Regions from separate parts of the Homo sapiens genome. Here region 1 is linked to region 2. Evidence: chromatin contacts called from ENCODE Hi-C or POLR2A ChIA-PET data. All regions are on one chromosome and are shown on one strand. Each heading gives the region's core, a stretch centred on a gene start or an enhancer-like site at or near the end of the contact. The rest is flanking DNA. Distances are from core to core; before and after follow the strand shown.

The links. A loop is a pair of places that touch in the nucleus more often than their neighbours do. ChIA-PET counts read pairs that join two places held with the same protein, here RNA polymerase II (POLR2A). Pooled maps may share reads with other maps.
Region 1: a loop to region 2 is called in a map of Right ventricle myocardium inferior, with 1.9 times the contacts of the local background. The contact joins the enhancer-like site here to the promoter of NFIA-AS1 in region 2. A Hi-C loop is called at or near these places in 2 of 168 maps with a recorded cell type or tissue (Right ventricle myocardium inferior and aorta) and 1 of 50 pooled maps. POLR2A ChIA-PET finds 5 or more read pairs at or near these places in 13 of 52 experiments (CD8-positive, alpha-beta T cell, H1, MCF 10A and 9 more).

The regions. Positions count from the first base shown.
Region 1 is chr1:61,292,987-61,295,953 of GRCh38, reverse strand. All of the region lies in intron 3 of NFIA (nuclear factor I A), which reads right to left. Among named protein-coding and RNA genes, the nearest start is that of NFIA-AS1, 41 kb to the right of the region's middle. Within about 2 kb of position 1,678, at least 3 of the 41 ENCODE cell types and tissues checked have a DNase peak (open chromatin) inside an H3K27ac peak, as active enhancers do.
Region 2 is chr1:61,251,962-61,254,872 of GRCh38, reverse strand. It overlaps NFIA-AS1 (NFIA antisense RNA 1), which reads left to right and starts at 1,355. Exons shown (of 4, transcript NR_104180.1): 1 at 1,355-1,462. All of the region lies in intron 2 of NFIA (nuclear factor I A), which reads right to left.

The DNA of each region.
Region 1 (2,967 bases), core at 429-2,928, 41 kb before region 2:
AGCTTTGTTACCATATTCAACCTGAAAATGAGTACTGCTGGGCTGAAAAGAAAATATGCAATATAGCCACTGGTTTCTCAGCATTGTCCAGGGGACCTGGGATGGAAATGAAGGAATTCCTAATGACTCAAAATTATTACAATAGCTCATTTTACATATGGCTTGATTGTTCATAAAGTGCTTTCAGATACATCATATCATTAAATCCTTACTAAATCCTTGGGAGCAAAGAAGGGCAAGAAGCATTCGTGACTATTTTACAGACGAGGAAACTGAGGCACGGGAGGTCAGGTACCTTCCTAAGGCCAGTTACAATTAGTAAGTGTTTCTGTTCTTAAAGCGTTTCACAGCCAGGTGAGCGGTGGAGTCAAGGTAGGGTCTCCCTTTCTCTCCCACCCTTGCACTTGCCAAGCTCCAATTAGACGACCACACTCTTCCTTTCAACAAAGTTCTGCCCGAAAGAATTATCCAATGTACCACTTCGAACTTTACCCATGTTCTGAACCCAGTAAGATGATGAAAAAGACTGAGCAAGAGAGACACCATGTCTTTTATGTCTGCTAGGAAATATGAGGTGGACATTGCCTTTCTTTTCATACAGGTTCTTGCTTCAACTCTAACCCGGAGCCCACTCCTAGTTTACTCTGGCCTCCCTTTGCTGAATCTCTCTCAGCACAAAGATCTCTTCATGTCAGTCAGCTTTGCCATGGAATGAGTATTTCTCTCACACTTTGACTAGTTACAGCCACCTCTGCCTCGTATACAATTTTCTGTCAGAGTGCTGCACTTAGGACAGCTGATGGCTATGCGCATATGAGGATGGTGGTGGTGACGTAGACGGAAGACCCAGATGTGGAGCCTGAAATCCTGCTACTCCTAGCCAAGGCAAACCTTTCTCCCTCACTGGCAGCAAACATTTCACACCCTGCTCGAAACCATCTTGCTGTGTCTGCAGCCAGGGGGCCTCCAGGTACCAGAGTACCCACCCCAACATAGCAAGGAAAACTACAAGCTGCTTGACTGGACACTTAAGTACTGAATATCGAGTACTGAATATCGAGATAGACTGGGAATGACATGCTCTATACAGAAGTCCACTGAATACGGACAGCACTGTTCACCATCTTACCAGCGACAGACTCAGAGAGAGCTCACACTGCACACACTGCACCAGACAACAGGGATATAGCGAAGCATAAGAAATGCATTTAGTTCTGCATTTATAGTAAATATTTATTGAACATGTACTATGGGATAGGCACTGTGCTAAAGAGAAAACAGTGAGTAAAAAAGAAAAACAATCCTTGCTTTCATGGAGTTCGCAATCCACTTAATGTCTGCCTTTAAAGGCATTATTCAGAAAATCACACACATAAATGTAATATGAAAACTGTGTTAAACTGATTCAAAATCCTACACAAATGACTTTCCAATAACCTTTACAACTTATTGGCAAATGAAAAGAATGATTTCAATCGCCTTTCAAGTAACTTTTTTTTTGGTGAAACAGCAAGTGTAAGAAAAGCAGAGTAGAAATGTAGGAGAAAGAAAGCTGGACAAGGAACCGAACATCAAGGCTCTCAGTTCTACAATGAATCTGCTATTGGATGCATGAAACTTTACTTTTCTGTGCTTCATCACTCTTGTGACTAATGCCTGGAGCAGTATCTGCCATACAGCAGATGTTTAATAAATAAATATTGGTTGAATGAGTGAATATAATATGGGAAGATTTCATGTGAAGATTTTTGTAGTTCAATGTAAGCATTAAGAAATTGGAGATGAGAAGAGTCAAGTAACAAAGATGCATGTACTGTGCTTACACACCTGCAAATCAAACTTCTCTAGTAAACTGTGTCAAAGTGACCAAGTGGTCAGCAGGAAAATGTGGGAATCTGACCACTGGTCATACTTTTTCACTGCATCCCTCAGGCTTGGATTGTATTATAATTTAAACTCAACAAATGGACTTTTTCTGATTCCAACTCAGTAGGCTAGTACCCTGGCTAGCAACTTCACTGGTGCCACTCTAAGCCTTCTCTTCAATATTTACAGAATAAAAAGCAATTTTGGTTTGAGCTTTGAGCACATTAGATTTTGACAGCTTGGAAATGTCATTCTCAAAGCAAGGACTTCTCACATGCATAGAATTCTGGCTCTTAACTATTCTATAAATGCAAATGCAAATATCCTTGACCAGAAAACCTTGAGCATCATGTTCTAAGAATGTTAGTGAGATTACATGAAGTTCTTTTTAACTGTATTAGTTTCCATCCAACATCTACTAAATTGAATTAGAGTAAAGTGGGGAAGGCCTAGGTTCGAAAGGTGGATGCCAAAGAAGTCACATTTTAATTTCATCTCCATCTCTCATTTATGGATGCTTTCTAGCTGTCAGCCAGTCAGTCAGCAAGCTTCATTCCAAGGGAAACACGCTGGGTGACTGGCCATCCAAGAATTCAACATGATATGACTGGCGTATTTGAAACTGTTCAGAAACACTATGTCTTAGCCAAGCTGCAGCTTTACATGCTGGGTCCTTTCTGCCCCTAGGCCTTTACCCATAATGTTCCTTTTGTTTAACAAGGACTTTGCATCTTCCCTCTCATACACACAGAAACTGCAAATTCCATCTATCATTTTGTCAAGAGTGCCAGAATCCATTGATTGGGAAATATCTTGATGGCACATTTCTTATTTACAAAGGAGATTCCCAAGAACATAAATTTGCAAGGCTCAAGGAAAACTAAAGAAGAACAAGGAGAGGCTCAGAGAAGAGAGGGAGGGAGGAAGAGAGGGCAATGGTAACATGGCAGAGTGACCTAAGTGCTCTTAAAAACAGAGTTGTTTAAAATCAATGTGATGCGGTTAGTATGTTCTGAGACTTTACTGAAGTGCCCAAACTCGCCCTCCTACAACTTCACCAAAGCCAGCTGTACACATAATTTCTACAGGTAGATCAGACAG
Region 2 (2,911 bases), core at 106-2,605:
CAATCTGCTTTAAGGCAGACTGTCTTTTAAATCAACACTAAAATTCTACTACTAATATGGCAATGCAATGTAGCAGAGGAAGGGTGTGTCCACATGACTAACTATATGCAGATATCTGCCGTTTGGGAGACAGTGGGTAGCATTTGCCAAAATATAAAATGGTGTTGCTGACCCCAATTCTGGGAGATGGTACTTGAATCTTACTGTGCTCTGAGACTTCTTTCCATAGGCCACAAAAAGGTAATGCAATATACTTCATGTGTAGCATTTTACATTTGTATAACTACTATTTTTTTTCACATGGCTCCATAACTGTTCTATGTACTAATCTTGCCTATCCAACAGAAGGAGTGTTGAAGAACAGTGAATTTCTACTTCCCTATTTCTTCCCCTTTAAACCTAGGGCAGTGCCAGTGATGTTTAACACATGCTTCTAGAGTTGTGTCAATGCTCTATCATTTACTGGATCCTTGTATTTTGCTAACTACAGACCTGTGTAAGCTATATTTTTGCAATCAAAACATGAAAGGTCATTTTAAAACAGAGCCCATTTAAAATGATATGACAATGCAGGGAGCTGTTTAAAAAGTGCTAACACATAATTATAGTCTACAGTTTTCTCCAAAAACAACAGTGGAAATTAGTTACAATTCTATTACAGACAACTGCTATAAACTTAGGTGGGCTAACCTCTGAATGAACTATCCCAGTACTCTGGGAATTGCAATCTCATTTTCAGTGCCACAAATGACGTAAGATGGAACACACAAAACAAACCCACACAAAGTACTTTATGTTTATGAAGTCTTACTCAAACACCTTAGCTGAGCTAACCAGTATGTCTCACTGTAAAACACCACCACCACCAGTAACAACAAAATAAATAATCAAACAAAATAGAAGAAATCCAAATAGAAAAAAAAAGTTTTAAAAATAATAATGCCTATACTTGCTTTAATGAAGGATGTACCTGAATTACAAATGCCATCATGACAGATTAAATTAGCCAATAATTAGTCACTGCTTTATTTTTTTTTAGTGTCAAACAATGGTAGATACCAAGACAAGTAACAACAAAAGGCAAAAGAGTTTATTTTATTTAGACGTGGTCATTCTAACATAAGGAGAAGATGCATTTTCCTTTCAAAAATTGAGGTCTCTTTGGGCAAACTTTCAGTCCTTTGGCTATTAGGGTTTGTCTTCATGAAGGCAGACATAAAGCAATTCTGTTCTCTTCCTTATTTGAACACTTTCAGTCTTCACCTGGCTCTCTGCCACCCCAGCTAAACCACTTGACCTCTGATTACATAACAGTCCCCATCTGTGAGCTCAGCCATCCTCAGGAGATAGGAGGGGCCATGAGAAGCTCAAGTTCACCATGAGCCACAGCAGTAAGCCATGCTTTAGCCTCTGACCTGTGCTCCAATTTTGGTACAATGATTTCTGCCATGTTCTCCAACAGGTAAGCTCTACCTCAAGGACTAACTTCTGTACCTGTATTTGGTCAAGTGCCCTAGCTCATCTGGAACTGGAGATGTTGACTTGCTTTTCCCTACCTGCCTCCCAAGAACAAAATTCTGGCACGGAAACCCAGGCTAGCACGTGGAGCCCTATGACCCACTGACAGACTTCTCTGACACTAACCTTCTGCCTGGATTACTGTCATCTGCTTATGTTCTCTATTTCTTGGTTCTGTCCAACTTTTGGGACATTGAACTGCCAGTTAGACTTCCATGTTGTATAACACTCCACTAAGCTTACCAGCCAGTGCCTATACTCAGAGCATTTGGAACATGGCTGGACTGAACTTCTTTATGGAACTTCAAAACTACCAATCCCAGAATATCAACCTTCACGTAATTTCAGGTCCTGGCCCTTTACACATCTCATCCCAAGATATAAACTCTATCTGCCAATTCCCTTTTTTTCCCTTGGTAGGTAGGAAACAAAACATCTCTAAAACTCTGTAAAGAGTAGGAATACAAAATAGAATAGAAGTTACCTTATCCAGTACTGTTAGGGCCAGTTGTTGATTGGTTAATTTGAAAAAATGGATGAAGAAGATACTCATTAATGAGACATATGCACCTTAAACATTTTAACTTTGAGCATGTGTATGTACATTCTTTGGCCAATCTTTTTATGCAGAGGCAAAAATTTAAATTTAATAATGTCTGTTAATAATTGGAGCTCCACAGCATCTTTCTTATATAATGCGTATCTATAATGCATCATAAAAGATTTCCAGTTCCATTTACTTTAAGTAGTGGGAGAATTTAAAGATATTTCTAAAATAATCTAACAAAACTCTTATTTTTACAACCTTCTCTCATCTTCTGTAGTTATCTCACTGACATGTAATCTGACAGAAATTTTTGTAGCTTGCCTTTACTGATTCTTTCCAAGGCACTGGGTTAGTTTCATAGAAATAAAACTTTTCCATTTTGAACTTGCATGCCATTGGTTCACATAAATTTAATTAAATTACACAATGGTGATACAAATAAGACTAGTATAAACAGGTCCGGAATAACACAACTGACGTGGTAAGCACACAACTGGTAAAAACAATAGTGCTAGGATGTGGTAGTAGGTAACTGTTGGCCATGAAAATTCAACATGCCAAAGGAATCAGTATATTACAAAGAAAACAAAAAGTCTTGGTTCATCTTGCAAGCTGGTTAATACAGAGTTTCTACTATGAGGGTCTATCCAAAGAAAATATAATCCAAATATACATTGAATGGATATTGTGAGTAGGAATTGATGTTTGATGCATAATGCTTGATGCTGTGATACAATGTTGAAAAAGACATCTTTCCCAGCATTCTGGTATAGCTCTAATTTCTAATATCAAAAAGTAATTAGAAATAATTATAAGAAACTCCTCATTGGAGTTACTGTATTTTAA